Linked DNA regions of Homo sapiens: region 1 is linked to region 2. A link is a loop called in an ENCODE intact Hi-C map of the cell type or tissue named here. Cell type or tissue: Panc1. All regions are shown on one strand. Each heading gives the region's core, and the rest is flanking DNA. Links, peaks and the distances in the headings are about the cores only.

Evidence for each region. Hi-C counts contacts between places; a loop is a spot of excess contacts. Peaks named below come from ENCODE experiments on the same cell type or tissue, not always from the same donor. Only the 100,000 strongest peaks of a DNase experiment are listed, where the experiment ranks them.
Region 1: it touches region 2 in a loop (4-fold over the local background); 16 of 110 quality-filtered maps call a loop at or near these places.

What each region holds. Positions count from the first base shown.
Region 1 is chr12:60,489,349-60,500,442 of GRCh38, reverse strand. No RefSeq gene overlaps it. Among named protein-coding and RNA genes, the nearest start is that of SLC16A7, 900 kb to the right of the region's middle. In Panc1, for the core only: CTCF peaks have their summits at 5,786 and 5,993 (motif pointing right); a DNase peak (open chromatin) is centred at 6,011.
Region 2 is chr12:59,398,391-59,409,484 of GRCh38, reverse strand. No RefSeq gene overlaps it. Among named protein-coding and RNA genes, the nearest start is that of LINC02448, 120 kb to the left of the region's middle. In Panc1, for the core only: CTCF peaks have their summits at 5,783 and 6,019 (motif pointing left); a DNase peak (open chromatin) is centred at 5,974; H3K27ac peaks cover 442 bases.

The DNA.
Region 1 (11,094 bases), core at 1,106-9,105, 1.1 Mb before region 2:
CAGAAGGAGGGCAAGGAATAAATCAGGGATGAGATTTGATTGTACCTAATTACCTTATTTCCTTGTAAGGCAAGTTCAGGGAAGGAAGAAACTTGTTATTTGCCTCAATTGCTGTGTTTTCCTTTTGATTAAAAGAAAGTTTGCCAATGCTTAGTAATAAATATATTTTGTCTAGGTTTCTCTGGTATTAACAAGCCTATTATTCACATTCTCATGTGAACAACACATTTCACTTTATAATACTTCTTACTCTATTCAGGCATATAGTAGCATCAACAATGTAATATAAAATCTGCATACCAGGATGATACAATTTGTATATCCTAATGGGCCTTAAACGTAAAGAATGCTTTAAGAACTCTCCACATAAACATCTTCTCAAGTATATGTGCAGTTGTTCATCTCATCACTATCATTTCAGTGACTGCCTAGAACAGGTGCTCTATATATTTTTGTAGGTGTTTTCTTCAGTGAAACTCCCCTCAGACACAATCATTTCCTGCTGCTTTGCTGCTAGGCAAGCACCTTTCCCGCTAAGCTCTGCCAGTCTCTCACTGGCTTTTTCTTCATTTCCTACAGAGTTGTGAGAAATGTCGGTTCTCAGAGATCAGATGATGTAATTGTCTCTTGAAGTCCCTATTTTTATCTAGTAAAAACTCAAATCAACCCGAGTCTTCATTCACATCTATGAATCTATCCCTTGGAAGAAAATGGGGGAATTTCAGAGATATGTATCTTTGTAACTGTAGGACATGGTGTCTCCAAGTCTAATTTGCAAGTACACAGGAGCAAACATGTGTCTTTGAGGCTGAAAGACCCCATGACTGCCAAGATTGATGACAGTTGTCCTGAAAGTTTCATTACATATCATGCATTGCCACTGTTACCTCCCCGACTTCCACTACTGCTAGTGTAATTTACATAGCCGGAAATTAGGAAATGATCGAGGAGCACAAATATGACTGTGCACGAGTGCACAAAGCATGTCACCATCACAGAAAGAAGATACTCTCTTTCTGATGCATTCCTTTAAAAGATAGAAGATAATTTGAAAAAGTTGGTGCCCCTAAGGTGCCTGGCATAAAGGGCGTGATCTCTGTACAGTAGGGTTACCTTGGTCAGACACTCGGGCAGCCTAAAGCAGCTGAGGCTCTGACAAAGTCACTCATCTCTCACGCTCGTGGCACCTCTGTCATGAAAGTTGGAGGCATGGGGGTAACTTTGCTGAAGGCTGATGGATTCACTTCATCTAGCTTGTTAACTTGCCCAACTCATGGCCACTGATGCATATCTGTGGTAAAACCTCCAGGATGCTAACAGCATAATAAATATTCGTTCAATGAATGAATTCCTAGTGCTACAATGTAAAACACTGCCTTTCTAACTGCTGTATATTCTCAAACGACAATGTTAGTGTGTGGACTCCACATTTTATCAGTCTTTAGATTTATTTTTATAGCCAGTTCTCTATGGTGCAAACTGCTACCAGGAAAACTGGGTCAAAAGTTATCTATCCTCCAGGAAAGTAGACTTTGATAACAATCTGGCTTCTGTCAGTGCCAATATAATTAAACAAAGGGATTATGGAGAATAGATCAGTGGTTGCCAGGGCTTAGAAATAGTGGGAGGGGGTGTTGTGTGGAAGGAAGGGTGAGGTGGTTTTTATAAAAGGGCCACATAAGGAACTTCTGTGGTCACAGAGATATTCAGTATCTTAACTGGGATGTTGAATGACAGATGAGATGAAATCATATACAACCAACACACACACAGGAGTAAAACTGGAGAACTTTGAATAAGATTTGTTGATTGTATTATTTTCAATATCTTCATTGTGATATTGCTACCACTGGTGGAAACTAGGTTAAGGGCACACTATTTCTTAAAACTACATGTAAATTTATAAACTTCTTAATAACAATGTTAATTAAACATTAATACCCCAAGGAAGGAGACTCATGCCCTACCTCCTGTCTTTTAATGCCCTCCCATACCTCTAGGTAGATTCTTGGATGCAAATATATAAAGCACATTGCCAACTCTGTTGGCAATATCCAAACTATAAAGGATAAAGGGTACTTTGGAGATAGGGTATATAAATATAACTACTATATCAGAACCCAGGTCTTGGCACAGATGAAATATCCTATTTCAAGTATTGGAGAAAACTATACTACACAATATCTCCAGAGAATTTAAGGACAATTTAAAGAAAGCAAGCATGAGAATAAAATGGAAAAATTATAAATGATGGAAAAAATCATATTGCTTTGTTTTTATATTACCTCTATAATTTTAATCATTGTATGACTTTGAGAATTACTTAATCTTTATGATAATTTGTTGTCAAAAGAAAAATAGTATCTTCTTTCATAGGTTTGTTGTGGAGGTTAAATAAAATGCTGCCTGAGAAAGCACCTTGCACAATCTCTGATACATAGTAAGAACCTAATATATTTTGGTTGGATTAGAATTGTATCGACTGACAGGAAAAGAAACAAACAAATATAACATAAATCGTTGGAAAGAAAAAGAGGAAGAAAAATTTTTTTTATTATTATACTTTAAGTTCTAGGGTACATGTGCACAACATGCAGGTTTGTTACATATGTATACATGTGCCATGTTGGTGTGCTGCACCCATTAACTCGTCATTTACATTAGGTATATCTCCTAATGCTATCCCGCCCCCCCACTCCCACCCCACAACAGGCCCCAGTGTATGATGTTCACCAGTCTGTGTCCAAGTGTTCTCATTGTTCAATTCCCACCTATGAGTGAGAACATGCGGTATTTGTTTTTTTGTCCTTGCAATAGTTTGTTCAGAATGATGATGTCCAGCTTCATCCATGTCCCTACAAAGGACAACTCATCCTTTTTTATGGCTGCATAGTATTCCATGGTATGTATGTGCCACATTTTCTTAATCCAGTCTATGATCGACATTTGGGTTGGTTCCAAGTCTTTACTATTGTGAATAGTGCCTCAATAAACATATGTGTGCATGTGTCTTTAGAGCAGCATGATTTACAATTCTTTGGGTATATACCCAGTAATGGGATGGCTGGGTCAAATGGTATTTCTAGTTCTAGATCCTTGAGGAATGGCAACACTGTCTTCCACAATGGTTGAACTAGTTTACAGTCCCACCAACAGTGTAAAAGTATTCCTATTTCTCTACATCCTCTCCAGCACCTGTTGTTTCCTGACTTTTTAATGATCACCATTCTAACTGGTGTGAGATAGTATCTTATTGTGGTTTTGATTTGCATTTCTCTGATGGCCAGTGATGATGAGCATTTTTTCATGTGTCTGTTGGCTGCATAAATGTCTTCTTTTGAGAAGTGTCTGTTCATATCCTTTGCCCACTTTTTTTTGATGGGGTTGATTTTCTTATTGTAAATTTAAGTTCTTTGTAGATTCTGGATATTAGCCCTTTGTCAGACGGGTGGATTGTAAAAATTTTCTCCCATTCTGCAGGTTGCCTGTTCACTCTGATGGTAGTTTCTTTTGCTGTGCAGAAGCTCTTTAGTTTAATTAGATCCCATTCGTCAGTTTTGGCCTTTGTTGCCATTGCTTTTAGTGTTTTAGTCATGAAGTCCTTGCCCATGCCTATGTCCTGAATGGTATTGCCTAGGTTTTCTTCTAGAGTTTTTATGGTTTTAGATCTAACATTTAAGTCTTTAAATAATGGAAATCAGCATCTTACTGGAAAACTGTTAGATAAATTAAAATTGAAATAAAAGCTAAAGTCAAAATATCAAAATGTGATATTTGGATCTTAGGCATGATATGCAACTGCTTGAGTGACATTTATCCTTTTAGTTTAATTTTGATAAATCAAATCATTATAAAATATTATTTTAGTATATCCAGTTATTATTATATTGCATGACACATAGTGAGGGCTCAAATTTTTTTAGCAAACAAATTACTTACTTGATAGCAGGTCAATTGAAAAAAATAGTGGGCATTAATAACTATGAGCACTGCAAAGTAACTTCAAATAATGGAATTAGACTATATTCCTGGTAAATATTTAAAAAAATAATAATCTGATATCTTTTATTTGGGAGTTTTGGGTACTATGAGGTAAAAAGGCAAGGGAACAATGTTGTAAAATCTAATAAATCATATAAATATTTATAAAATATGGACCCTTAATTTAAAAAATTCATCTTTGTCATCTAGTCATTTGACAACAGAAGACATTCTTACAGAAGATTGAAGATAACTATCCAGACACTCTCCAGAGGAGAGAAACTAGATGTCTCATGGTATGGTCCATTTGATAGGGTGTTCCCTATGGTAAAATCCAAACTCACATTTGGTTTCAACATGGAAGATATAAGTTATTTTATCTTTGAGACTTGGAGTGGGATTTTACAGGAGAGGTGATATTTGAGCTGGATTTGAATTTTAAATAGTACGAAAAGGAAGATTCTGTGAACAAATATATGGAGTTTATAATATTTTGAGAGAAATCACTAACAGTACTTTGTGGGAGCAGCGTAGTTTATGTAGATGGAAGAGAAAGCTAAAAAGTATTTTGGCTCCAGATACTAAAGAACCATAAAACTCATGAAAGTACTTTAAAGCATGAGGGTAACACTAGATGTATGTTGCATAAACATATTTTTCACTATGTTGAAGAAAGATTAAGAAAGGGAGACAAAAATATGAGGAAGATCAATGAAAAGGTTATTAAATTAAAAAGGGTACAAAATGATAATGGCAATTGAAGAGAAAATTAGCAGAGAAAGCCAATTCAGGAAAGTGTGTGTGTGTGTGTGTGTGTGTGTGTGTGTGTGTTTCAAATTGATAGACTTCCAAAAATAGCTAATTATTTAAAAGAGAGAGTGCAGGAAATGAGAGAAACAGAGAAATCTTACTGTGTGCTTTTTTAAAAAAGGTAGATAGTGATAGTATTCATAAAGATGATAATAATAGTAATAGTAGTAGTAGTACATGTATTATTAGTAATGGTAACAGTAATTACTTACTGTACCACAAACTCTATAAACTGAATGGCGTCATCACCATTTGTCAAGTGACATTGAATAAGTTATGTAACTTCTATGAGACTTATTTATCTTTAAACAGGGTAAGATCATCTGGCATATAATTTAAGTGAAATTAAAGATCTCCATTTTAAAAATTAGAGAAAAAGTCACTTATCTGATAAAGAGTCAAGGTATAATTTCTAAGTGTATTATTCTGTCTATAAGGGAAAGAGAAGAGTGGGGAGTTGGAGAAGGATTAAGAGATAGCGGGATGGAACAATCACCATGAGGATGGTGACGGTGTTGATGATGATGGTGACGACAATGGTGGTGATGATGATACTTGTAGAGTCTATGTGAGGAACCATACGAGTATTTTACATATATTAATTCATGTATCACTACTGAGAAACCTATAAATTAAACACTGTCATTATCATCTCCAATTTAGAGGGCTCCATGGTGGCCCCCAAGTAGATATGTCCATATCCTAGCCCTGGAAACCTAGGAATGTGATTTTCTTTTTGGAAGAGAGGTCTTCTCAGATTTTACTACGTTAAATATTTTGAGATGAGACTATCTTAGATTACACAGATTGGTCCTAAACATGCCCTTACATGAGATAGCAGAAGAAAAAGCCATAGGAAGACAGAGGCAGAGATTGGAGTGAGGTAGTCACATGAAATGCTGATGGCCACCAGAATCTGGAAAAGACAAGGAACAATTCTCCCCTAGAAACTCCCCAAGAAACTGCAGCACCTTGATTTTGTGTTTCTGGCCCACAGAACTGTGAAAGAATGATTTCTACTGTTTTCAGCAAACCAGTTTTTGGTAGTTTGTTACAGAATCTCCTGAAAACGAATGTGCCAATTATCAATTTATTGCTTCTTACGTCCAAATTCAACCTTCCTTTCTGCTCTGTGGAAATTGTTGATGGGCTCTGAATATTTCTCCTTTGCAGTTGGAACAATATTAAGCATTGCCAGTAGGTGGCAATGGACAGACATTATAGGAAGAAGGAGCTTCTCTTCTCAATCCTGGTGTTTTCCTCTCATTTATCCTGCTCCTTCTTTATCTTCTCTTCCTCTTGTTCCTCCTTCTCCTTCTCTTCCTCCTCCTACTCCTTCCCCTGCTTCCTCTGCTTCTCCATCCTTTGTTGCTTTTATGGCATGACTACCAGTGGTTTCTGTGAGCATCCAGTGGAATTCTCTGGCATTGAGTTTCAGCTGCAACCCCACAGGAAGATTCCCAGTGAGACTCCAAGATGCCCCCAAGGTAGACCTCCCAATCTCAGCCTGCCCATACTTCAAAGAGTTATTGCTTGTTTGTTGAATCTGGACACAATTCTCCACCCACCAGCCTCTGCCTAGATAATGTGACCAACTCTGTCCCAGGACTACCCAGTGAACTTCACAATCCATTTGGCTATAGCCCCATCTTCTCTAATGAGTTCTGAATCACAACTGTAGGGAGTGTGGACCCCTTACAAGTTAATTCATTCTTTAGGTATGCTCCTCAGCCCTAGGGTATTTACCCTTTATAAGTAATTGTGTATGGTTCATAATTCTTTATGTTAAATAGCCCCTTTTCAAATCACTATGTGGATCCTGTCTCTTGATTGGACCCTGACAGATATATGCATTTTACATAAGAGAAAACTGAGGCACAAAAAGGTTAAATGACTTGGCCAAGTTGACTCAGCTAGTAGTTGGCAGAATCATTATTCAAACAAACTGGCTTTGACGTTTGTTCTCTCAGCCACTGGTTTGTACCAAACTGACAAGAATGAACTAGATATTTGACATATTAAATTAACTATAGAGAAATATAGTATTTGATTATAGATGCAGTATCTGGGTCATATTTATATTAGTTATTTGACAATTATAATGTATAGATTAAGAGGGGTAGAGGGAAGAATTACAGATTTAGATAATATAAATAAAATAATCTATCATTCCAAAAGAAGTGTTTGGAGTAGTGAGTAAAAACAAAAAAGAGTGGCTCACAGGTTGGAGATGCCCACAAATTTGTTTCATTTGTCCTATAAAGTACTGTCCTTCATGGTGTCTTTGAAACATTCTACTTAGCTCACAACATTTTAAATTCGACAGGTTTCACATAATAATACAGCTTTTAGCTTCTCTGAAGAAAATTAGAATATCACAACCTCAGAGAGGCCTGCTCAAACTGTTAAAAATTATTTCATATCATTCCACACTATTTTGTTAGTTCTGTACTTTGTTTTTTTGTGTGTATTCTTTTGCTTATTTTTATATTATTTATCTTTGTCTGTTGATATAAAAATTGTGTGAGACTGTGTCTTGTCTTGTTTATATTTGTTACTACTGTTACTCAGTACCTAGAGCTATTTCTGATATATATATCATCTCAATATTATTTTATTAAGATTATAGAATCAAAAGCCAATATGTTGTGGGTAAAGGGCAAGTCAGTGAAGGTAGTAAATACAGATTACTAAATATATCAAAATGGCTTTTTATTTTAAAAGAAAAATAACAAAAAATTATGTTGCATACTTATATATGCATGCATTCTGTTATATAAAATATTTTATTTTTTGTTAATGAAACACATTAGAAATATGGAAAGATAATGACTATAACTTTTGATGTTTAATAAATATCTTGCAAGAGCATCTTCCAAGACTTGAACTAAATTGATCTATTATCAAATAACAGTCTAACAAGACATTCCATTTTTTATTGCTAAACTACTGAAATTAAATTCTATACACATACAAAACAACAAAGCACCAATAATAGTCATTACATTCATTCCCAGTTGAATCTTAAATCTAAAAAAAAAAAAACATTTCCTAGTGCTAAAGAACTTTTTTTAAAATTTCAACTCTTTTATTCTTGAAAATTCCTACATGATCAATTTCTAATAACTTTTTAAAAATCATATGTCTGGATAGTTCCAATTTTCCTCTTTTTATAATATTTTCACACTTTGAAACATATCACCCATTTTTATCATACCATTTCTCTTTATTAAAACCTTTTGCTTTACTCTAAAAATGCAACTCAATAATTTTAAAGATAATACTTTTAAAGAAAAGGATTATGTCATATGCTTATTCTAAAAACCACTTTTGCATATTAAATGATGCCTTTATTTCCATATTAAGATACAGAAATAAGATATATAAACTTCTTTATGTAAATATATATTTATATGAGTTATACATTTGCTAAATTATATTTTAGATTTTTTAATTTATCCATTATTAATCAAAAGAGAGGCTACTGCTGAGACTTAATGACAGCTTCTCTATGGTGTTCTTGCAAAAAGATAAATGAAAGACAAGTCAATATTACTTTTTTTCATCCATAAATAGATACAGCCATAAGTATAGATATTTAAATTCATGAAGCTTATATATGCTGAAGAGATTATTCATCGCCATTCTTTGGTTAAAATTATTTTCTGGTCATGAGGAATCTATTTTTTTTATTGTATAAAATCATGTATTTTGACAATTCAAAAATGATTTAATCTCCTATGTTTTTCTCTTATCTTTGTACTGCTTACCCATATTTATTCCCCCATGGAACATTTTACTCTCTACTTTATAATCTCATCTTTTTTCGAATTGTCAGCCTACATTGACCTCTTTAAAATCTGAAGACTCACCTAACATGTATTTGTTTGAGAACAAAGATCTCCTATGTAGTAACTGTCTCAAATCTTCCATTTGCTCTACTTTTTTCACCTTTGCATAAAGGCTGTTTCTCTCTTTGAGAAACACAGTTTCTCAAAGAGAAATACACAGTTGTTGATTATCACAGTTGTTGATTATCACATGGAAAATGGAAAAGGCCATAACTAAATACACTCAAATTTTGAGTTTATTATAATGGAATTAAATAATTTAAAAACAAATCAAGTCTTTGAGTACAAATCTATCATAGCCATAAAAATCCTGGCTATATTTCTAGTCTTTTCAACTCCACTTCTAAAGAGAGATTTAGGTATACGCCACTTAATCTCTGTTACATTATATAGTTAAATATGCAAAAGAATGGATACTGGTAGTGTATAGGTATGCAAAGGTGTCTACAGTATATAATTGAATGCATGCAAATATTTATAGTATATACTTAAATGTGTAGCAATACATGTAGGAGAGATTTGCATATATAGATTATTGTTAGAAACCTTCCAGAATATTTAAAACAAACTTCAAGACTTATATATAATTTTAGAAATTTAATTCTAGCAAAATTTTTAGGAGGTAGGTACTCATTAGCATACTGGAATGAAAATTGAGTAAACCTAAGAATAGGGAGATTAGGTAAATTGAGTATGGCCTCTCAGTAAATAAATCATGGTGCTGAGATTTAAACCAGGCAAAGTAATGCCAGCATTTATCCTCTTAAATATTATACTATACCATGACAAAATTCAGAAAATATTATTTGATTTCACTGATCAATGGATGGAGTGTCTTAGATATAAATAATAATTAACTATGAAAACACTGATATGTACAGAGAAAGTACATAAAAGCTCATCACAGTTTTATTCTTGTCATTCCTAATTAGCTTTAAACTTAGGTATAAACCTAGAATAAAGATAGCTTTTGAGCAAAGCTGAAACTAATTATGATGGTGTCTGTATATTATAACTTATTTGCCACTTCTCGTTTGCTGAATATCTCTGAAAATAATAAGAGTTAAGGCCGGGCGTGGTGGCTCACATCTGTAATCCTAGCACTTTGGGAGGCCGAGATGGGCAGATCACCTAAGGTCAGGAGTTCAAGACCAGCCTGGCCAACATGGTGAAACCCCGTATCTACTAAAATACAAAAATTAGCTGGCATGATGGTGGATGCCTGTAATCCCAGCTACTTGGGAGGCTGAGAGAGGAGAATCACTTGAACCCGGGAGACAGTGGTTGCAGTGAGCCGAGATCAGGCCACTGCACTCAGCATGGGTGGCTGAGCAAGACTTCGTCTCAAAAATAAATAAATAAATACATAAATAAGAGTTAATTGCCACATAGAAAGTACTTAATATATTTCCAAAGGTTGGGGAAATTTTTCCACTATTAACCATGAGAAAAGCCACTGCTGTGACTTAATGGTAGCTTCTGGTTGTTGTTCTTGCAAAAAAAGATAAATGAGACACAAGTCAATCTTACTTTTATTCAGAGTTGAAATGCTGAGATCTGTTGACCTATTTACTATATAATCATAAAGCGGAGATGAGAACTACAATAGAATTCATGTCTTGAAGAGTATGAACATGTATGAATCTTACTTCAGAAAGATTATTTTCTGCACCAAACAACATTATAGAATATGAAACACAATAACACTTGGTCTCTTTTTGTTCACCGCAAATATATCTTCTTTCCTTGCTCTGTGCTCTGTTGTAAAGTATGGTATGGTCCTGTAATCCAGCTTATATGTGAGGGTATAGAAGCAAAGTTAGAGGAGAATTCTTTGTAACCTTTCATTCTTCAGTTTTAACACCTCTGTTCTTTGCCCTCAGGTGGAAACAGATTCTCATATACATTTCACTGACTCTTTAATTTCCTAGCCTTGACTTGGAATCCATTTTACAGCCTCATAATTCTTTTAGTTTATAGTATCAAAAGAGATGTCATCAATACTTATAGACCTCTTTAAATCATTTATGAAATCAGAAAGTATAGGATAGGTCCCTTTTCAGTGCTTGTATAAGCTCACATGCAAGTGATTATATACAACATTTTCACAGCAGCTTCTCTCCCCTCCTTCCATCTTCAGGTTCCAGGACAACAGTTATAAACCCTTTTGCTATGACTCTCATAAATCTGTAGTAATAGCTTTTTTCAAAATATGCATCATAACAAATGTTAACAGCAATATATGAACTGATAAAGGTATACTTTCTTAATATCAATAGAATGTAAATATATTATAAAGTAAACATGTATTAAAAGTTTAACAGAAACTAGATGTTTCCTTTTGCACCAATTTATTATCTAAAAGCAAGGTAACAATCTCCTTGAGCTTGACAAAGAGAAGCTTTTTTTTTTTTTTTTTTTTACTTCTGAGAATCTCTCTGTATCTAGGATT
Region 2 (11,094 bases), core at 1,535-9,534:
AATAAATGCTATTTGGATATTGACTTTATTCATAGAAGAAAACAATTTTAATTATTAATCTTCATATATAAAAATCCTAGATGGATTAAAGATTCAAACATTACAATATTTACAAGAATACATGCAGAAATAATAATATTGGAGTAAGAAGAATAGTTTTGAGGTAATGCACCAAACCCAGACCGGATATGGGTATAATGATAAACTTGACTACATAGAAATTATGAACTTCCTGTCATGAAAGATGCCATAAATGACAAGCAACAAAAAGCTGGAAAACATAATATAAAAAGATTTTCAACAAAGCAGTGCAGGTATGAAACAGCTGAATAGAAAAGTGGGCAAATAATGGAAACAGACAATTCATAGAAAAATATAAACACAGCCAATAAACATGTAGCAAGATGTCTAAGTTCATTAACTAGAACATAGCAGGCATCATTAAGCCAAATGAAATGACATAGTCACACCAGCAGTATTTTCACTTCATATCAAAAGGAGACAGCTACACTTTTGGAAGAAACAGTATTTCCATTGCCTTAATGAAGAAACACAGCTAGCTTATTGGAGTCCTCGATTCAGAGGTATTCTCTTAAATTTCTAAGCCTAATTTACTGATGGCTCAGCTAAATGTAAATTTTATAGCATTCATTGAGCCACTACTGATGAGTAGTGCCAGCTATTTAAAAACAAACAAGTATGTGGTCTGGCTCTGGGCAATACTTCCCTTGATGAACCTTTTTGACCAATGTCCCACGTGTCTGGCCTGCCACTTGGAAGACTACAGATTGGCAGATTAAAGACACCCCTCTTTGGAGATGAATTCCAGAAACCAGTATCACCTGGCAATCTGACAGACTGAGTCACTCATTCAGATGTCTATGGTAAGGGCTCACTGTCTGAGACCAACTAGAATCAAGCTGCTGATCAAGCCTAACTGCTTAGAGGGTCACCCTCACCACTGAAATTCATCAGCATACTGGACATGGCAACACATCCACTTTTGTAGATTGGGCACAAAGTACTATATGCTTCTGTGCAAAAGTCACCACTTCATTGCCAAATTTGTGACTCTTACCAGAAGTTGGCCTGTTTGACTTCAGTGGGAGGGCACACTGCAAGACTTGCTGTCCCCACCATTTTCTAGTAGACTTTCATAACCCTTACTGTCCTCAGGTGCTGGCATCGACAGGTGGAATTGATTTTTCAAAAATCATCTAAAATTTATTTCTGACTAGAACTCTCTTATTTCTTCCTGGCCCATACCCTTTAGTATAACAGTTTGGTCACTGAATGTGGCTAAAATGAGTTCATCTCCTTTCGTCTGCCTCCTGGACAATAATCAGATAAAAGGGGAGGAGCAATTTATAAAACTATTTTGAAAACACAGGATTCTGACCTAACAATTCCTGGGCATGATGTGTCTCTTTTTCTTATCAGTGACCTCAGGCAGGCCTGATTGGTACAGCCTCTGGGTGGCAGCCTGGCCAAAAGGAAAGCTAGAAGATTCAGACATAATTCTAGTTCAGCTACCTTCATTCTAGCCACAGGGAGGCACGTGCAGAGGCCTCTGCATCACTTCTGGAGAACATGGGGACTAGGGGAATGGAAACATTTGTTGATGTTCTTAAAGTTCTTTGCCTTTGGCCTTGGAGTCTCATGTCTTCTACCAGCATTCATGAAATAGCAGGAAGCTAATTTGTTAGCTTGTATTAATTTATTAACTCAAATCCCAGACTGGTGTACACTCACAAAAAGCTGAAAAGCACAGAATTAGATTGTAAAACAGAAATTATATATCTCCTCAAAACACAAAGCATGCCTTTGCTTTTCTTTGACCACTCAAGTCCACCTGGTTTATTCAACAAAACCTGTGCTACTTAAATGTCAAGTAAGAGAATTATACCAGAAAGCCATTACTCTAAAGGGAGCATCTTCATTACATTGATAGGATCTCAGGTACAGGCATAATTTCTGAGTCATTCAATATAAAATATATGCATATCCAAGAAAAATATCTCTGTTCTTTAAGCTATTATAACTATAGTTGGTAAAATTTTAGTTTTAATTTTCGTTATACAGGAATTGTTAAATTATATTTAATAGCATCATTTTGTTTAAGAAAATATTACCCAAATTAGAGTAAAAATTTGTCTTTTGATATTGCGTCTTAGCTTTTCTATTACATAACTATTTTCTTTAAAATGAGTTCTACTGAAAGATTTCTTGTTAAATTAAAAGAAGTAAGGAAATAAATTTTTTCAGCAAACCATGAATTCAAAGATAGCTTTGCTGAACTTCTTGTATTTCACTTGTAATTTTTGACTATTATTTTCCTTAGCTGAGTATGTGCAAATCAGGCAAGATTCAAAAATGTTCATTTACCATTTATCTCCAACAGAGTAAATATTATTTTCTAATATTGCAAAGAAGTCTCTCACTATAGATGGAATTTTAATCACAGTATCCAAAAAAGGAGACAAAGACACCACAATACGAATTTCATGTGTGTGATAGCAAAATAACACCTGAGAATCTTCATTTGTGCTGTCGTTAGCTGACACAGTAATTAATTTCAGCATGCATCTTCCTAATAGCACATAAAGATTACTCAGCAGTATAGTGTGTGTGTGTGTCTGTATGTGTTTACATGTGAGATGAATGGAAACAGGTATAGAAGAAATGAGTCAGAGTAAAGCAGTAAATTTTATTTGCTGCTTTACTTCTCAACCAGAGGTAAAGTTTTTTTTTTTTAAATTAGATGTCTCTATATTTTTAGGCCATCTTAATTACTACAGTATTAAATCCAGACTTTTGCATGTGAGCGCTTATTCTAAATGAACTAAAGCTGATCCAAATATAGTCAAGCTTACTTAACGCAAGGTACTTTATGGGAAGAAGTCTTCATATGTCTAATACAGATCTAATTTGAGTGATGGAAAAATCTGACTTCATAGAGATATTCTATGCATAATTTTCATGACATGCTACTTTATCTTGATGCAATTGTCACCTCATTTATTCCCAAGAAAATCTAGTATTAGAAAATGTTGAACTAAAACTAAGGTAGGCATTCAGTCCGGTGTAATACAAAATTTATCTAAACTTTGTGTTTCAACTATCTTTCTCCCAGTGTTCACATTTAGAAACTGGTTGTAACATACTTGTCAATTTTAGGGATTCTTTTTTTTTTCTCTGTCTTACCTTGAAAGTACTAAGAAGGTCAGATCTCATGAGTCAATTTCATATCCTGCCATAGGAAGTGAAATCCTGTGCTGAATCTCTTACATACAAAAAAAGGTCAGTTTCACTGTAAATATCATGTCTGTCATTGAAACAAGAAATTGCTTAGCTACTGACAGATGTAGTTATTCACCTACAGGTTTCCCTAGAGTAGTTTTCTAGTCTTAAATTCTAGCCCTCTTCAGTATGAATGCCAATCCAGTAACAACAGATCTATGTGAGTGAGGAATAAATGCAGCCTGTGCTACCTAAGAGCTGTGTGACCTTCAGTAATTTACTTGGTATCTCTGAGCTTGATTTTCCCCATTTACAGAGTGGGGATTTCAGATTATTTTAAGAATTTCTTGACATAATGTATATAAACGACCTGACATATAGCAAGCACTAAACAAATAAGCTCTTATCACTATTATGTTCCATTTCCACTTTAGTTTCTTCTAGTCACCCCAACCAACATACTCTTTTTCTGTTGTTAACTAAAGAATCCTACCACTCTTGTAAATCCTATCTCAAATTCAACATTTCTTTGGAAATTTTTTAAAATGTCTTAAAGTGGAAGTGATTTCTCTGCCTTCTGAAACCCTTGAATGCCTTCTATAGGTAAAAGTAAAATGGAAAGCAATTGTTATCTTGTTTTAAAATTCTATGTATGCAATTTTTATTTTTCATCACTATGTACTTGGTTGCTAAAACAATAACCCACATATAAGATTTGTTTAATAAATGTGTGTAAAAATTGATTATATGAATTGGAGTTGTCTTGTCATACACAACTAAATTAGTATTGAGAGAGCAGGAAAAAAAAATAGTTGGGCACAAAGCACCTGCCCAGGAGTTATCTCACAAGCCAGCTGCCAAAATGACCTGCTATAACTTTAAGAGTAGTTTTACCTAGTAGCTGCAGAAATGAACCACAGTAATTCTAAGACTAGTTTTACGTACCACTGTCACTTATCAGTCAGAGCTTGCCAGCTCCTGTAAACATTGATGGTGATGAGTTTTATTTCAAAACAATACATAACATTTTTCTTTCTAATAAAATGTCTAATTTTCTCTTTCTTCTTCATGCATACCAAAGACCACCCTGGTCAGTATGTATGCCCAAAATTGCAATTCTCTTTTTTATATATTGCCAGATAAAAAGTTTTGCTTAGAGATTCATTTGTCTATTTTTATTTTACTTAGACATCTGGGCTCAAACAATGGATATATGAATAAATATATAAATTCCCAGCCCCCAATTGGGTTAATATGACTTGTTCTTCAGTTGTGAAACACATCATTGTAAGTTTCACATATGAAAAATTATAATATGTAGCATATGTAGTTCATTTAGGTGAAAATAAAGAGTAAGCCTAAAAACGTTGGTGAATTAAACCAGAAATAAAAGAAGAGAATCATCTGATTTTGTCATATTAAAACATTGTTTAATCTTCAAAAACACTGGAACTTCTAAAAGTTTATGAAGAAAATATACACGACAAGTTTTGTTTTCTTAAATGTGAGGTATGTTTATGCTAACTTTATAAAGAGACATAAAAATTAGTTCCAGTTTCGGCAGTTTTCTCACAGTATATATAAGATTTATTTTAGACAGATATTTTCTCCAGAAAAAGAAAAAATGACTTGTTGATATAAAGCCATTTTGAAGGACTTGCCAATTTAAAGTGTTTCTCAATGATTTTTTGGGCAAATTGGCAACTTGAGCAATTACTTAGTGAATTTGATCCTGATATTTGGACTTACAGACATTTGTTTTTCAGAGCTCATGCTTGCTTCATTCAAATAATGATACAAGCAATTGTTTCTTTTTTTGAAGTAAATCCAAATTTTATGCAATAATTACATTTATTGAGCAATGAAATCTTGGTCAACTCAGTTGAACAAATATTTATTAAAAGAACTGATATGTGTAAAGAACAGTACAATTCACTATTGTAGGTTCTAGAATTAGAATATGATTTTATTGCATCATAAGGTACAACTATGATAATATTTTAAAATAACAAATATTAACAAGAATGAAAATAGATTTCTTTTACACTCAAGAATTTTTCCTGTTCAAGAGTACTTTCCAAAGTACACAAAAGCCTTCTTTATATTTATATTTAGAAACCACATAAAACATTTTTTAGCTAATGAGTTGATTGGCTTTTGTGGCCCCAGAAGGACACAATAAGCTCATCTATTTTTGACCTTAGTCTCAAGCATTAGTCTCAAGCATTAGTCTCAAGTGTTTCCAATTCATTTCCTGAAATGTATAAGAGCATAATCAAAAATTTATTAAAATGTCCTCTTTTTTCCCTTTTTCTCATTCCCAGGAGCACTGCTTTCACTTTAATGTCCCTGGTTTTCCATGAGAATTTATTCATCATTAGTTGGGGTAGATGAAGGACAGTCAGAGAAGAGGTCTTGAGGCTCCCTCACAGAGTTATGAAACATGAAGGATAAATGCCTGTTACCCTGACAGGGGAGGAGGAGAGTGAGGGTCTGTGGGAATCATTGGGAGAGAGCTTGATTTTGTGAGGAGAGCCTGAGAGATGATGTAACCAAATTGGCAAGAGAGAAAACTAACCTCATTAGTTTTATTTATCCTTATTTATGTTTAAAAGATTTTTTTCATAAAAATGTTTTCAAGCACACATTTAAAACATTGTGTCATTTCCATTTCCAAGGAAACTTCTGAGAAATTGTATTTTAATTATTGCACCAGTGTTTTGCATTCAGAGACCCACGATGATCAGTTCGGCATTTGGAATTAAGCAACACTGCCCTCTAGAGATCGTTGAGGTGCTGCCTCAAGAGATGTCCAACTGTCAGGAATGAACTGGGAGAAACAAATGCCCTTCCACATTGCTTAATGCACTTAGGCCCTAAAAGTAGTGTAAAAAAACAGGCTGTGGTCATAGCATTGCTTTCTGTCATGTACAGATCCATTGACTGAGATATGCAGTGAAAGGAATCCAAGCTGGCTGGGAAGAAAATCACTTGGCCCCCCGAGATAAATGTGGTCAAGGAATCCTGACTGACAACGTCAGCAAAAGCAGAAAGGTCAGTCAGCACTTTGGAAAGAAGGCCCGTGTACAAAGACTTCATAATGCTGCTGTGGGAATCTTTTCTAAAGCAACTAGATATATACAAAATAAAATGAATTTAAAGGAACTTCAGGGAGGAAGAGAGGGAGGGAGGGAAAGAGAGAGAAACAGCAGTGGAGTGTGATGGATCTAGAGGAGTTCAAATAATCTGTTGGGTATCATGAAGTTTGATGGTTCAGAAGACATGAAGAACACTTCACACAGAGACCCAGTCAGCTATTGTATATTGTGAACCATAGAATAATAACAATCAAAGGAGAAGTAAGACAATGAGAAAAATAGTCATCAGAACACCCCATCTCTAATGCCCCCATTATCACCAACTTAGGGACTCCCTAAGGACATACTCAAAGAGAAATTATTTGAATCAACTATTTTTTCAGATTTCGTTGCAGTTTCGGTAAAAACTTCCCTCATCAAATGAACTGAAAAATAATCCTTTCTCCAGCATTTTCAGGAAGAGTTTGTGAAGGTTTGATATATCTTCTGCAAATATCTGACAGAATTCACCAACAAAGGTATGTAGGCCTAGATTTTCTTTGTGGGGAGATTTTTAATTACTTATTTAATATCTTTTTTGTTATGGATCTACTCATTTTCACTTTCTTCTTGAGTCAGTTTTGATCATTGTGTTTTTCTAGGAATTTACTCATTTCATTGAAGTTGTCTACTAAAATAAAGTTGTTTATAGTATTTCCTTATAATTCTTTTCATTTCTGCAGGGTCAGTAGCGATGATCCCTCTTTCATTCCTGTTTTGTCAATTTTTGCCTTTTCTTTTTCCTTCTTTTTTCAATGCTTTTTCGGTAGAGGGCTTGTTGAGCTGCTTACTGCACAACTCCAGAAGTAGTATCATGTATTTGGTTTTTTTTTAGACAACATAATCCACTTTAGGTGGTTGAATAAAAAGAATCATTCCAATATACAATACAGAAGAGTCAAGGACCTAGCCCTGAATATTGTGCAACCAGAACCAGGGAAAATGAGCCAGGGAAAATGCCCTGCTATGCCACAGGATTCAGTCAGTAGAGAACGGATGCAAAAAATGCTGTTAAAGTAGCCCCAAGCAAACAAATGCCTCCTACTGTTCTATGTGCCGGAAGATACATTCTTCTAGTGTGTGGTGCCACCTCAAGTCACTCATTTCTGACTCACACCTACTTGGTAGAACTTATGTCACATATAGCAACCCAGTTGAAAAAGAGTCTGAGAAATTTTTATTTTCACTAGCATTATTATACAGAAAATAAAATTAGAGAAGGTTGAAGTAGGTGTTGAATGAGCCAATTTACGTTTTATACCACAATGACTTCGCATGATCTGACCACTTACCATTCCTCCAACCTTATCTCAATACACTCCTCAAATGACCATTCATTATGCTCTAATCATTCTGTCCTTTTTTTCTGTCTCAGGATAACCTTGGAAAACCTCAGAAAATTTGTATTTTCTGTTCTTTGTGGATTCACTGCTCTTATCTTAGGTTTTGTTAATGTCTGTGTATAAAATGTCATAATCGTAAATAAACCTTCCTTAATCATTCTTGGTAATCCACCTCTACTCCCTGAAACCTTCTTTCTGTTTACCAAATATTCCATGAGTACCTGTCCCTGGCAAAACCTAGATTTCATCCAGAACCTTAGCTGTAAAGAGGAATGTAGAAAAGAGTGATGAAAGATGTCAATTGCCATTGGCAATATGGAATTTAGGTGTTTCTTTAGCTGTGCTTAGTTTTTGCCTCCACTGGCAAAAATCTTCCCACACTTTGTGCATTATATCTAATGATGAAAACAAAAGCCATGGATGCAGAAATGTTCATTATTTTTTATGTTTCCAATTTAAACTTGATCCAGTGTTAAGTCATATACAGATATACATACATCACAAAATAATTTCCCTAACTGCTAATAATGGCAGACTTTTAAATGTAAAAATATGAAAGAAGTAATAGTTGTATATAAATCAGATAATAGTTTCCCATCATATGCTTCTTTTGAAGTCACAAAAAAACTTTTTCACCATAAATTTAGTCATTTTATTTGCATCTCAAAATAAATTTTAAAGTAATGATATGTTGAACAAAATTTATCTTTCGAGTTTTTGGAGGATGAGAGCTAGGTAAATTGCCAGAAGCTTATCTGTGTGCATTGTAAACAGGGTGTTAAGAAATTGTGGTTTCAACTAAAACTAGCCATAGACTGCTAGAAGCTACTTAGGAGCAACTACAGGAAAGTTGAGAAAATCAAAATTAGCATTATACAAAGAAAAATATTTTATGGTTGTAAACTCATGGACAGAGACTACTAAGGTTTACGATTAATGCCAATCTAAGTTTAGAAAGCTAAGGATGTACAATTATTTAAGGGTAAAAGAAGAGAAACAGGCTATAGTTGCCCAGAACAAAATCTGCTTATTAAGTCCATACCATCCAGACCAACAGCACATATTAAAATCACATATACAGTCTAGGCCTATTTTATCCCATCCTCATATGCTTCACTGAAGAGAGGCTAAAGTTGAAGCAATTATTCTGCAATTATTTCAAAAACAATGATTTCAAGTGTTTTCCGATCAAAAGGAAACACAACGTATTTCTTTCTAGGAGGTAAAATTTTATCTATGTTCTATAGTAAGTTCAATTTGTTGAACAAAATAGCTACACACAGGTTAAAGATTTAGGTTACTCTCATTTTTTTCATTGCTAAGCAAGTTATTTCTAATCCAATTTAGGGCATTTTTAAAGAAATATGTCAATTTTTACTAGACAATATTTGAAAGTAGTGGTGCACATTGTAAACATTGCTCTGTGTCAAATAATGGGTGGAAGATGGGAAGATAAAAGCTTTAGACAAGCTGGGGCTATTTTAGATTAGGTGAGATAGAGAGCATTTCTCTAAGAAGGTAATATATAAATAGAAACAGGAATAAAATAAAGAAGCCACAAAAGATCTAGAAAAATATTTTTTGGCAGGGGAAAAAGCAAATGAAAAAGCCCTAAAGCTACAATAGACTTGTCAGGCTCCAGGCAGAGCATGGAGCAATACAGCTGGAGGGGAGTAAGTTGGGGGAAAATGACTTTGGTGAGGCAGCCAGAGGCCAGGGCAATCAAGACCTTGCAGGACATAATGAAGACATGAATTTTAAGTGTGATAGTAAACCACTGGAGAGTTTTGAGCAATGGTGTGATATGATCCAATTTATAATAAACAAATAAATTTGTAAAACCTCTCACTGGCTAATGCCAAGAGAAAACTATAGAGCATAAGAAGAAGCAAAAGCATCTATCTTCATTTATTTTTTGTTGTTATAACAGAATACCTGAAACTGAGTAATTTAGAAAGAAAAGCAGGTTATTTATTACAGTTCTGTTCTGGAGGCTGGGAAGTCCAAAACTGGGCAGCTGCATCTGGTTGGCTTCTAAAGAGAGCCTTAGGCTGTATCATAACATGATGGAAGACATTAAAAGGCGAATGAGGAGGCAAGAGAAAGCTACAGAAACTGAACTTGCATCAGCCTACTCATGGGAGGCAATTCCATTCCCACAAGAGCTATTCCAGTCTTTTCATAACTAACTCAGTCTTGTGAAAGACGTTAATCCAACTTAATGGCCTAATGACCTTTTAAAGGCCCTACCCCATAACATTATTACATTGGTAATTAAATTTCAACACGAGTTTTGGTGGAGATCAACCATATCCAAACCTTAGCAGCATCTATCCAAAATTATATTTAAAAAATAGATCCAAAGTGTTATAGCAGTGAAAAGGAAGTAATGATTAATTCAGTCTGTGTGAACTTAAAACGTATTAAAAGAATGAGCGGTTAGTAGAGACTGTAAGATTAAATAGAAAAATACAGATGAACATAGGATTTTAGAGAAATACATCCCCAGTTAAGGGAAAAGCTGAGCAAAAACAGGGCCACTGGATTAAGCAAATTGTGATTAGTGAAAGGCTGAGGGTTAGTATGACTACTAATTTCATGAAGAGAAGAATTAGATTAGATTGAGTAGACTGGGACCAGGTGATGCAGATTCTTGCATGCACTGTTCTGGAGTTTGTGAATTATTCCTTTAGCAATGGATTCCAATTGTAGATTTTATTAATGAGAAAATCTATTTATTTACCAACATTTTCCAGAGTTCCACAGGGTAAAATATGCTTTACTAGGAGTTGGAAATATAGGGGTAAATAAAATGAAAACAGTAATAATTATCCCTTTTGAATTTCATAGTTTCTACACTCTGGTTAGAATAAAGTAGCTTCCTATAGTGAGTAAAATCACCTTTTCTACAGTCTGGTAAAATGGAATTCTCCCCCAGTTTTGCAGTTACTGTGGCTTCATTTTAGAGCCACTGATTTTCCATTTTTGAGGAGTTCAATGTCAATATGCAAGGTGACATAGACTCTTGCCCTTCTCTCAATAATGACCCCATCCATCCTATTTGTAGTATTCCAAGTTACCAATTTATCCTGGTCTCACAAAACAGTGTGGGGAAATTCGTTTATATTTTCATTAAGCACCCAAATAAAAATTGACATAGAATCCCCTTGTGCATGGTACTCCAATTATTTCTGAGAGCTCTCAAAGAAGCTGTCTTACAAGTGCCCAGGAATATGTTCCTCAAATTTTCCACTTGAGCTTCCTCATTAATTAATTACCATTTATGTTGATAATAACACATTAGATAGAGAACCACTCTACACAGTACAGTCAGCCACTCCTGGTGATTGTCACTTACTGAAGCACTTGGAAGG